Linked DNA regions of Homo sapiens: region 1 is linked to region 2. A link is an interaction called in ENCODE POLR2A ChIA-PET data of the cell type or tissue named here. Cell type or tissue: GM12878. All regions are shown on one strand. Each heading gives the region's core, and the rest is flanking DNA. Links, peaks and the distances in the headings are about the cores only.

Region 1 (5,386 bases), core at 114-5,113, 110 kb before region 2:
GAAATGGTTTATAATACTTAGTGACCCCTGCTGCTGTACTCAAAATAGGAAAGGCAGAAACATTTAACAGTTAAGTATTGTTTGGAGAATGTTAATTTTCTACTTGGAAAACTGTTTGCCAACAATGCCACCTGCCATTCTTCTGCATCTCCCCTCCTACTGGAGGCTTCGTGCTCTTGCTGAAGAGAACAGTTCTAATACAAATCCTCATTACTTTCCCTTTCACACCTTTCCCCCACTAGACTTTAAAAGTGATAATTGCTTGAAATACTGGGAGAAACTAATTTGTATTGGTAAAGCTCCCGTGAACTTCAAACAAATCTGTGTTCTCTAATGGTGACTTCTTTTTAATTATGAGGCTGGGCAGGTGTGTATTTTGTAGACCTGCTGTGCCTGCCCCCCTTCCCCAAGAGCCTCCCATCTCAGCCTGGGACACTTGATGATGGAAAATAACTTCTCTGGATTAAAAAAACCATCTCTATGTATACAGTAAGAGGCCATAGTTTAGAACCTGAGGGAATGTCTTATTCAGTACCCTGAATGTTTTGCCTTCTGTTTTCTAGATTAAAACTTACATTAGATGGGAGTGGTAATATCTAGTGCCTATTGGTCACCATTCTAAGCACTTCACATGTTTTGTTTTAACACTTACATAGTACTTGCTATGTGCCAGATGCTGTTCTAAGTGGTTTGCAAATATTAATGCATGTCCTGCTCATACAGTCCTTCAAGGGTCACTCTGTTCTTAATACCATTTTACAAATGAGGAAAAACTAGGCACATGGAGATGGAGAGACTTACCAAAGATCACCCAGTTGGTAAGTGACAGAAGTGATATTCAAACCCAGGCAGTCTGTCTCTGGAGTTCATGCTTAATCACCTTCCATACTGGAAAACAACTTGTCCCTTTTTCATTTTTAGAGGCCTTTCTAGGTGATTACAGCCTCCAGCAAGTCAACAGCGTTTAGCTTCTGTCTGTTAATAATTGAAATGAATTGAGCGCCGAGGAAGTGCTCAGGCTAAAAACACTGAGACGTAATAGTTGATGGCCTTACAAGGAGTGGATTTCTCTTCTTTCCTCCAATTTAATTAGTTCTGCACAGGGGCTAACTGAAATATGCCTAAAGATTGCATGCCCACAGCAGATAAGTAGCTTCTAGCAGATTTAACAAATTACCCTTTGTCTGCCAAGCTCCTTTGTTATCAAAACTACATCCCTAGGTAGAAATGTTAAGTTTTTGCACATCAAAGTTTGCATGCTAAGCTGGGGACACTGGAGAGACCTATTGAATTTGATCCTTGGTCTGGTTCCAATCCTGTATTCCTGGTTGCAGATACAAAATGAAATACACACATAAGTCAACTCTATTTGTACGATCTTCAGTCCAGATCTTTTTAATGTAATTAAGAGGGTAAGAGTATGAAGGAGGAGAGAGAAACTTGCAGCTCAACAGGAAGAGCTCGTTTGCTTGTTTTCTGTTTATTTTTTATCCTAATATTTAACTGCTAATCCTAACGCAGTGCATGTGTATCTTATAAATAAAGAAACTGAGAAGTTAGTGATTTGTATTGGTTTCTTGAGTGATCCTGTTTACCACATGGAAAAGTCTGGTGAGATGAACAAGTGGGACTGCAGCACTTGCATGTTTCTCCTGACAGTGTGGCTGCTCTTATTTTGATGGAAGTATCCCCAGTTCCAAGACCACTGGACATCTCCCACATTTTAATATAATTTATTTTATACATACAGAAGGAGAACAGCATCTTTATGTCATGCTTTAGGTTGGATAGGAAAAATCAAGTCCAGAAAAATATTATTAGCGCTGCATCTCTTAACCAGGTCAGGTTGCAAGGAGAAAGGGTATACTACGAGTGAGTCAAATCTAGAAGAAGCTGAAAGTAAGAAAGAGGTGCTATGACAAACTGATTGCAGATAAGATGATGATAATCTAAGACCTTTTTTTATTACCAGCACAATGTTAGGCTTGTTACAAAACAGTCATCTCTTGCAAAGCACCTGAAGGTTGATGTGGAAAGTCTGAGCAACTGGAAAGGAAACCTCAAAGTCGAAGCACACTGTTAAAAGCTGTGTATCAAGGTTGAGGTCCTTTGTAACTATACACTTTCCAGAGTGATTGAATAGATGGTTGGGTCTCATCGAAACTTGCATCTCTCTCTTGAATTAAAGCGAAGACCAGCCTCACTTTGTAGCTTGCTTTGCTTTTCCCTGTCCCTGCCCAGGAGACCTGTCCCTTTCTAGCCCGCTTTAGCACTGTGGATGTCTGACTCTGAATTGAATTGTGAGAGCTGTGCTTTCTGGGGATCTCCTAGCTGTAAGCATCTAGAAGATCAGTATAAGCATCTTCATGTGGTAATTGTCCTTTTGAGTTATGTGCCTGTAGTAGGTTTTCTGTCTGTTGTTCTTTCTCTTATCAGTAACGGGGAAAATGGCAGTGAGAAGCAGCATGTTGGGGGGCGGGGGTGAAGAGTGAAATTGGACTGTTAGACTCCATGATAGTCAAAGGACATAACATCCTATTTTACTGTCCTTCAGAAGAGCTAAAATGTTCTCAGAGAGTGACAAAAAGATGATAGTTACTTCCTTGACAGCAACATAGGGAGAAACTTTATGAAAAGCTAGAAAATTTATATGCATCTGACTTCAGTGACTATCCAAAATAAATTTCAAAGTATACAATTTTTTTTTTTACAAGACAGCTCAAGTAGCACCACCATTTCCCTTTAAAAAAAATAAAATAAGCCTTTTCCCTGATTGTAAGGATTATGCACAATATTCTAGATAAAAATTTTGGAAAGCATAAGAGACGAAAATTACCTATAGTCTCACAAGTTAATATTGTGGTTTACATTTCAGTGCATATACTTCTGGTCTTTTTTTCTCTTTGTAGACTTTCTACGAAATTTCATATTTTTCCCAGAAGTCAGGCTGCTAGATCTGTGTGATCTTTACCAAAAAAAGAAAAAAAAAAAAACACCTTTCTCTGTCTCTCTGCTTATAAATTCTATCAAGTTTGCCTGCAAAGGTCATTGACCTCAGCTCTTCTTCCGAGGCATGGGTCCATATATTCGTGCAGAATAAAACCAATAAAAGTCATAATGAGGGGCAGAGAGAGTGGATTGTTTAAAGGCTCACTCCTTTCGAGCAAGATCAATGAGTCTTTTTATCTTAAGAGGCATGTGAGATGTGGGGTTTTTTTGTATTTTCCAATCATGCACAAGTGACCAGCCAGCTGTTGGACTCTGGGTGACAATGCTTGTATCTGACCTGCTGTCTGATTTTTTCTCATTCTTCTGTCACTACCCATTTTTCAACCTGTGTCCGCCTCCATGCAGATGGGTTTCCTCTCTCTGTGCACTCACAGAAGTAGAAAAGGAATGTAAATATGTGTAAACTCCCCTTCATTGGTGAGTGTTTTTAGATGACCATGTAATGTCACTTTTTCTTGCATATTTTTGACCAACTTGACTGGGTTTTGGAAAAATAATTTGTATTTCTCCCACTGATCTTTGCAACTCATCCAGGATAGGTAGTCTTCTGGAGCTATGGGATGGCTCGGAACCAGAAGTTGAGCTTTAGAGTCTAGTGCTGGCTCTACCACTTTGCAGCCCGATGACCTCATACAAGTCACTTTATAACTTGTGTTGCATGAAACGACAACAAAAGTACCCTAATGTGTGTACATCAGTGCACCATATTGTCGCTGGCTTGCTTCCACTGGACACTGAAAATGAAGCCCATCATCTTTCCTCATCCTGCCTGCCTGCCCCATCCTAGTCCGTAAAGGCAGCCTCAATCTTGAAAACCTGGAAGCCTCTTTCTCCTGGCCTTTCCCCTTCACCCGGCACACCCAGGCTGTTACTGTCTTCTTCCCTTCCTTATTACCTCCTGCCTGGAGTTTCATCTCCTAATGGCTGGTTTTGTTCTTAACATTACACATTATAGGTGTTTGCATATATGTCTTACCTCCTTGAGTAGATACTAAGTTTCTTGGGAATAGTGATGAGATTTTACTTATCTTTGTCTCCTTGTCATGCTTCCTTGGGATAGCACCTTAACATGGTAGGCATTTATTTACTTAAGTACTTTTTGAGTTGGATAGGTGAAATTGACTGATCAGACCGTTGATCTCCCTGAGCCATATCTGGGCTCACCTCTGAGCATTTGTGACTGGGTCTGGTAGTAGCTTTGTATCCCAGGTGGGGCACTGGATTCGGGGTGGCAACATTTGGAGCCCGACTGCAGACCCAGCTGCCTGACTTGTCTGAATATCACTTTCGTCATTGACTGACTGAGGGTGGTTAGAATTTATTGAACGCTTAGGCTCCTTCAGCTCTGGAATTCTACATTAATAAACTGCTTTGCACTTGATTACTTTGAAGTGGAAGTTTCCCCCCTTTCTTTATAAGGTAAATGAATATTTCATCTCAAGCCCAGGAGTCACTTTGCACATATCCTGTGATGGGAGGCTAATGAAAGCTTTGATAGAGACCTTAAATTGGGAGAGATGGGATCATATCCATTGCTCTATCATAAGAATTTCACCAGGTCTATAGAGAAACGAGATAGAAGACTTAAAATTTTCATTCATAGCTGTACAACTCATGATTTGAAACATTATTAAAATTAATTTTGAAAACACTTGGGAAAATGGAGATGTTTGAGGTAAAAACAATTTTTGAAATTCAAAGAGTGGCTTTTAACCTTTTCATTAGAACCCTAGTAGTCTTCTTAAGGAGTGGATATTAAAAGCGGGTTCAGGCTGGGCGTGGAGGCTCACACCTGTAATCCCATCACTTTGAGAGGCTGAGGCGGGCAGATCACCTGCTGTCAGGAGTTCGAGACCAGCCTGGCCAACATAGTGAAACTCCGTCTCTACTAAAAATACAAAAATTAGCCGGGTGTGGTGGCACACGTCTGTAGTCCCAGCTACTCAGGAGGCTGAGGCAGGAGAATTGCTGGAACCCGGGAGGCAGAGGTTGTGGTGAGCCAAGATTGTGCCACTGCACTCCAGCCTGGGCAACAGAGCAAGACTCCATCTCAAAAAAAAAAAAAAAAAGTGGATTCTTCATGCAATTTTAAGTTTAAAAAAAGCAGTGTTTTTAAATGTAGGAAAAACGTAAACCCATAGTATTAAGCTCTGAGGGTTAAATATGTATCGTTTCCAGGTTATTGATGAAGACTAACTGGGCCTGATGACAGAGACTTTTGCTCATGCCTGTGATTTTAGAGTCTGCACGTTCTCTTCAGCTCCCGTGTCACATGCCTATCTCTCACCTGGCAGCTGAGAACAAGCCTAGAAGACAGTGCGGACTCCCAGGAGGCTTGCACATTCCCTAATTGTCCTCTGGCAGTTTGGAGGATACC
Region 2 (5,386 bases), core at 310-5,309:
TACAAGTCAAAAACCTGCAGTGGTGCCTGGCACATCACAATAGCTTGCGGGTTTTTTTTTTGTTTTTTTTTTTTTTTAATTCTGGGCTGCCCCCTTCTTCTTTCTGCAAGGGTCTGAGGCCTATTGTTGGATCCAGGCACAGCCTTCTAAGGTAAACTATTTTATTTTGCTTTTGATCTCACATCTTCTGATTTCATGACTTGTTTTTCAGTTTTCATTTTCAAGTTTTCCCTTCTGTGTCCTTCTATTTTTTTACAAACGGGCTGGGATCCTGCTCCATATAAAAAGGGAGGAAGAAAAGGATCCTCCTTAATCACCTGAGGCTGGCCTTTGCTTTACCACCAAAGTCTTTAAATTACTTGGTGGCATGGTGATATGTGGAGAAACAAGCCTATAGTTGGAGTTCCTGGGTTTAAAACCTGGCTATGATTTGAATGTGTCCTCTTCAAAAGTCAGGCACTGCCAATATGATAGTATTGAGAGGTGCGGCCTTTAAGAGGAGATTAGGCCATGAGGGCTCCTCCCTCATGAATGGGATTAAAGGTTTTTATAAAAGGACTTGACGGAGAAAGTTCGTCTAGCTTTCTTCCACCTTCTGCCATGTGCAGACAGCCTTCTTCCCCCAGCAAGACACAACGAGTAGGTCTGCACCAGACACCAAAGCTGGTACCTTGATCTTGGACTTCCCAGCCTCCAGAACTATGAGAAAATAAATTTCTGTTCTTTATAAATTACCCAGTCTCAGGTATTCTGTTAATAGCAGCAAAAAAAAAAAAAAAAAAAGACTAAGACACTGATTTAGCCACTCACTCACTGTGTGACTTTGGGTGAGCTACGAAGCCTCTATGTCTTGGTTTCCTGATCTGTCATAAAGGTTAGTAACAAAGGTACCCACCTCATAAAACTGTTGTGAGGATTAAAGAAGTTAATGTGTTTAACATGCTTAGACCAGTGCCAGGCATGTGAAGGTGCACAAAGCTTGTTAGCTGCTATTTTATTCACTACACTTGGTGCTTCTACTTTCTCCTGAGCCATTAAATTCCTAAACTCTAGTAATATGGCTTATTTCAGTCTGTTAGTGCTGCTATAACAAAATACCAAAGACTGGGTAATGTATAAACAACAGAGATCAAGATCATCAGCATGTTCAGTGTCTGGTGAGGGCTGTTCTCTGCTTCCAAGATGGTGCCTTGCTGCTGCATGCTCTGGAGCAAAGGTCCCCAACCTTTTTTGGCACCAGGAAGACATGGGAGACAATTTCACGGAAGACAATTTTTCTACCGTCTTGCAGGGAAGAGGGGATGGTTTAGGGATGATTCAAGTGCATTACATTGATTGTGCACTTTATTTCTATTATTATTACATTGTAATATATAATGAAATAATTATACATCTCACCACAATACAGAATTAGTGGGAGCTCTGAGCTTGTTCTGCTGCATCTAGATGGTGCCATGTGGGGATAATGGGAGACAGTGACAGATCATCAGGCATTAGATTCTCACAAGGACACGAAACCTAGATCCCTCACATGCACAGTTCACAATAGGATTCATGCTCCTATGAGAATCTAATGCAACTCTTGATCCAACAGGAGGCAGAGCTCAGGTAGCAATGCAAGTGATGGGGAGCAGCTGTAAATACAAATGAAGTCTTGCTAGCTGCTCACATCCTTCTATGTGGCCCGGTTCCTAATGGGCCACGGACCAGAAGTTGGGGACCCCTGCTCTGGAGGGGACGAGCACTGTGTCCTCATATGGCAGAAGGGAGAAGAGGCAAAGTTGGTCTCTCAAGCCCCTTTAAATGGCACTAAGCTGTTCATGAATACAGAACCCTCATGACCTAATCACCTCCTAAAGGCCTTATCTCTTAATACTGCTGCACTGGGGATTCAGCTTCGACATAAATTTTGGAGGGAACACAAACATTCCTATCAGAGTAGCTTCTTCCACCACCACTGCTGCATGAAATTAGATACAGTTGGTCCCCCCTTTATCTGTGGTTTTACTTTCTGTAGTTTCAGTTACCAACAGTCAACTATGGTCCAAAAATATTAAATGGGAAATTATAGAAATAAATGATGCATGTTTTAAATTGCATGTCATTCTGAGTAGTGTGATGCAATCTTGAATTGTCCTGTCTGGGAGGAGACTCATCCCTTGGTCCAGCATATCCACACTGTATACTACCCAATCCATTAGTCACTTGGTAGTTGACTGGGTTATCAGATCAAAAAGACATAGTATGTATAGGATTTGGTACTATCTGCAGTTTCACGCATCCACTGAGGGTCTAGGAATGTACTCCCTCCCCTCGTAAGGGGGGACTACTGTAACTTATCAATGGTCTACTAAATTGCTAAAGTCAATGCCTGTTCTTTGGCTTCATCTTCTACAACAGCTCTGTACATTGCCAATAAAAGTTTCATTTTTGAAACTCTTCAGTTTCTTATCTGTCTGTTCCTTTTAGCCATATTAATTGACCTCTCTTGATCTTCTAAGCCTATAAACAAGGACTTCCTTCAAGGTTCTGTTTCCAATATAATTTCCTTCTGAAATTCCAATCGTTCTCATACTTCCAACTGTGCCTGAAACCAAAATAATCTATCTAAGCTGCAGTTATCACCTTGACCCTAAAATCAATTCTCCTTGGCCTTCATTACTGGTACCACTATTCTGTAGGTCACCATTTTCTGGACAACACTTTTTCCTTAATCCCAACCATTAACTGCTGTCCAGAAATGTTCTATCCATTATTCAGGCCCATTTCAAATGCTACCCTCTCCATGAAGCCTTTTTCCAAATGAATGTACTTTCTATTTTGAAACCTCAGAACTAGATTTTTACTGCTCTTATTGTACTACTTTACACCAAAGTAAACTGTGTCATTTAGATCTCTGTCTAATCTCTGCTCTTAGATTTAAAATCCCTTAATGGCAGAAATTGATTTGGTCTTTGTAGCCCTTAGTACTTATCACATGCCTTGAATATGATAGCTGGTCAATAACTGCTAAATAACAAATGCTTTGGACGGTAGTAACCCGATTCTGTAGTCTTCCCCAGCCACACCACACGTCTCCCTCCTCTGTGCTATCTCATGGCTCTGTGCCCTTGTTCATGTGGTTTCCTCTGCCATACATGTCCGGCTCCCTCATTGCTGCTTCATGGACTTCAACTTACCCTTCATAATCTAACATGGACACCATCTCTCCTTTAGTGAAACTTCTCCCAACCCTTAGTAGAGGTAATCACTTCTTTTGTGCCTCTAGTGATTTGCAGATACAGCAGATCTTTTGTGCAGGAATTCAAATACTGAAAGAAAATAACTGGGTGTGGCGCTGGTGTGAACCACCAATGGCTGCTCAGTTATGTAATGGCAGCCCAGTCCCCAGGATGTGAACAGAACAGAGAAATAAAAACTTAACTGGTTATAGACTATTTCATGTCATAAGAATCTCACCGATTTCAGAATAAAAGTTATTAACCAACCAGAGCATAGGAGAAATCCCAGATGTGAAAGATGAATGATACACTTGAAATAGAAAAGCTAACCATACCAACCTTTTCTTCTTTAAAAAACTGATATGTAATAGCTGTACATACTTTTGGGGTACATGTGACATTTTGATACCTGCCTAAAATGTGTAATGATCAAATCAGGGTAACTGGGATATCCAACACCCTAAACACTTATCTTCTCTTTGCCAACACCAACTTTAGATGATGAAATCAAGATAGTACGGAGAGACCTTTCAAAAGTGCTGTTGCATCATCCACTTCAGGTTGTCAAGCTGCTGTTACCACAAATCCCAATATAGGGTGCTTAGGAACACTCCTATCTACAGGCCAATGAGAATTTCCAGTAAATACAAATTTCACAAACATACAGGCAGTACAATGTATACATATATCTTTTAACATAAGCTTTTTTAATGTCCCTTTTTCCTTAGCATAAGATATATATACACACTATATGTCATATCACATCTTAAGTATTTAAAAACCATACTTTAAGGTAAGGTATGTAAACTATTATAACTTTCATCTGTTTCAGATCAAATCCCAGATATGACAGGTAGGCTGTCTGTGCCTTCATTACAATTAGTTGTTCATACCTGTATTTCTTCCACTAGACAGTAGGTTTCTCAAGAGCAGCAATCACATCTTACTTTTTACCTGGCCTGATGTCTAGCACAAGGGAGATATTTCATACTCATGAAATGAACACTTGAATGACAGAGCTATTTTTTCATAAGTCTCAATTTGTAAATTATTTTAGAAATAAGTTCTCAAGAAGTCATGACTGGTTTTGTTGCTAGAAACCTTTATGATAAACTTTGTGTAAGCATCAAGTTACTTTAAAATTATGAGAAGTCACGTTATTAGTTTGAAAAGGATAGTAAGGAAAAAAAAGGAGCTAATAGCCAGAGTCTAGTCAATTACCAAGTGGAAAAAATGCCACTAAAGTCTCTCTCTGTTATTTTGGTGAGCAGATTAACTGCTTTCTAGTACTGGTGGTTGTGACGCTAGGTAAAAGGGGAAATGTAGGGCAGTTGCTATGCGTTGCCCAATGCAAGATCAATATTCTTTAAGTGGTATCCAGCCCTGTGATTTCAAAATGGATGTGTGCTTAATTCACTCCAACATGTGAATGTGTCTTATACCTTTCATCCAAGAGGCTGTAAGGCTAGAGGCATGCCAACCCTGTGTCTGTGCCTGTCTGTGAGGGGCACATGTGTGAATCAGGTCAGAGATGGCCACAGACACATAAGCTCACTGCTCTCCAACACAGGTTTCTTCTCTATCACAGAAGGGAAACTAACACACCTAGCTTCTCAACTACTTTAAGAGATTGGCGAAAGCATTTATTGTTCAGGCTTATTAGCTACAGATAATCAGGATCATCAATTTTGAGAGGAGGAAGACAACCCAGAGATCATTCAGTGTGGCGGCTCTCAAATGTTTTAGCCATGAACACCTTTTTCCATAAGAATGCATATTGAAGACCAATATGTACAACAAAGGTCAGAGAAGGAATCTTTACCAACCTTTCGGGAACCATGAAGGAGATTCATGAAATCTCTAATGTCCATCACAGTATAATGTTAAAAACCTCTGATCTCATACCCATTAGGATGGCTATTACTAAGAAAAAAAAACAAAAAAACAAAAAGAACACAACTATTGCCTCATGCATGACAGTCTTAACACCACCACAAGGCCAGTAGCTCCCTACATCTGCCTCTCAACTCCAGCCCTTCTCTTGGCCTCACCTTCTCCCCAACTTCACCTATTAACTAAGCCTAAAAATCAGCCGGGCGCGGTAGCTCACACTTGCAATCCCAGGACTTTGGGAGGCTAAGGCGGGCAGATCATGAGGTCGGGAG

The links. ChIA-PET counts read pairs that join two places held together with the same protein. Peaks named below come from ENCODE experiments on the same cell type or tissue, not always from the same donor. Only the 100,000 strongest peaks of a DNase experiment are listed, where the experiment ranks them.
Region 1: POLR2A ChIA-PET joins it to region 2 with 7 read pairs; 3 of 35 experiments call an interaction of 5 or more read pairs at or near these places.

Annotation. Positions count from the first base shown.
Region 1 is chr4:108,104,874-108,110,259 of GRCh38, reverse strand. All of the region lies in intron 3 of LEF1 (lymphoid enhancer binding factor 1), which reads left to right. Among named protein-coding and RNA genes, the nearest start is that of LEF1-AS1, 60 kb to the left of the region's middle. In GM12878, for the core only: no CTCF peak of the experiment used is centred there; a DNase peak (open chromatin) is centred at 2,034; H3K4me3 peaks cover 223 bases.
Region 2 is chr4:107,998,503-108,003,888 of GRCh38, reverse strand. The region is part of intron 1 of HADH (hydroxyacyl-CoA dehydrogenase); the gene reads right to left. Among named protein-coding and RNA genes, the nearest start is that of HADH, 11 kb to the right of the region's middle. In GM12878, for the core only: no CTCF peak of the experiment used is centred there; no DNase peak of the experiment used is centred there.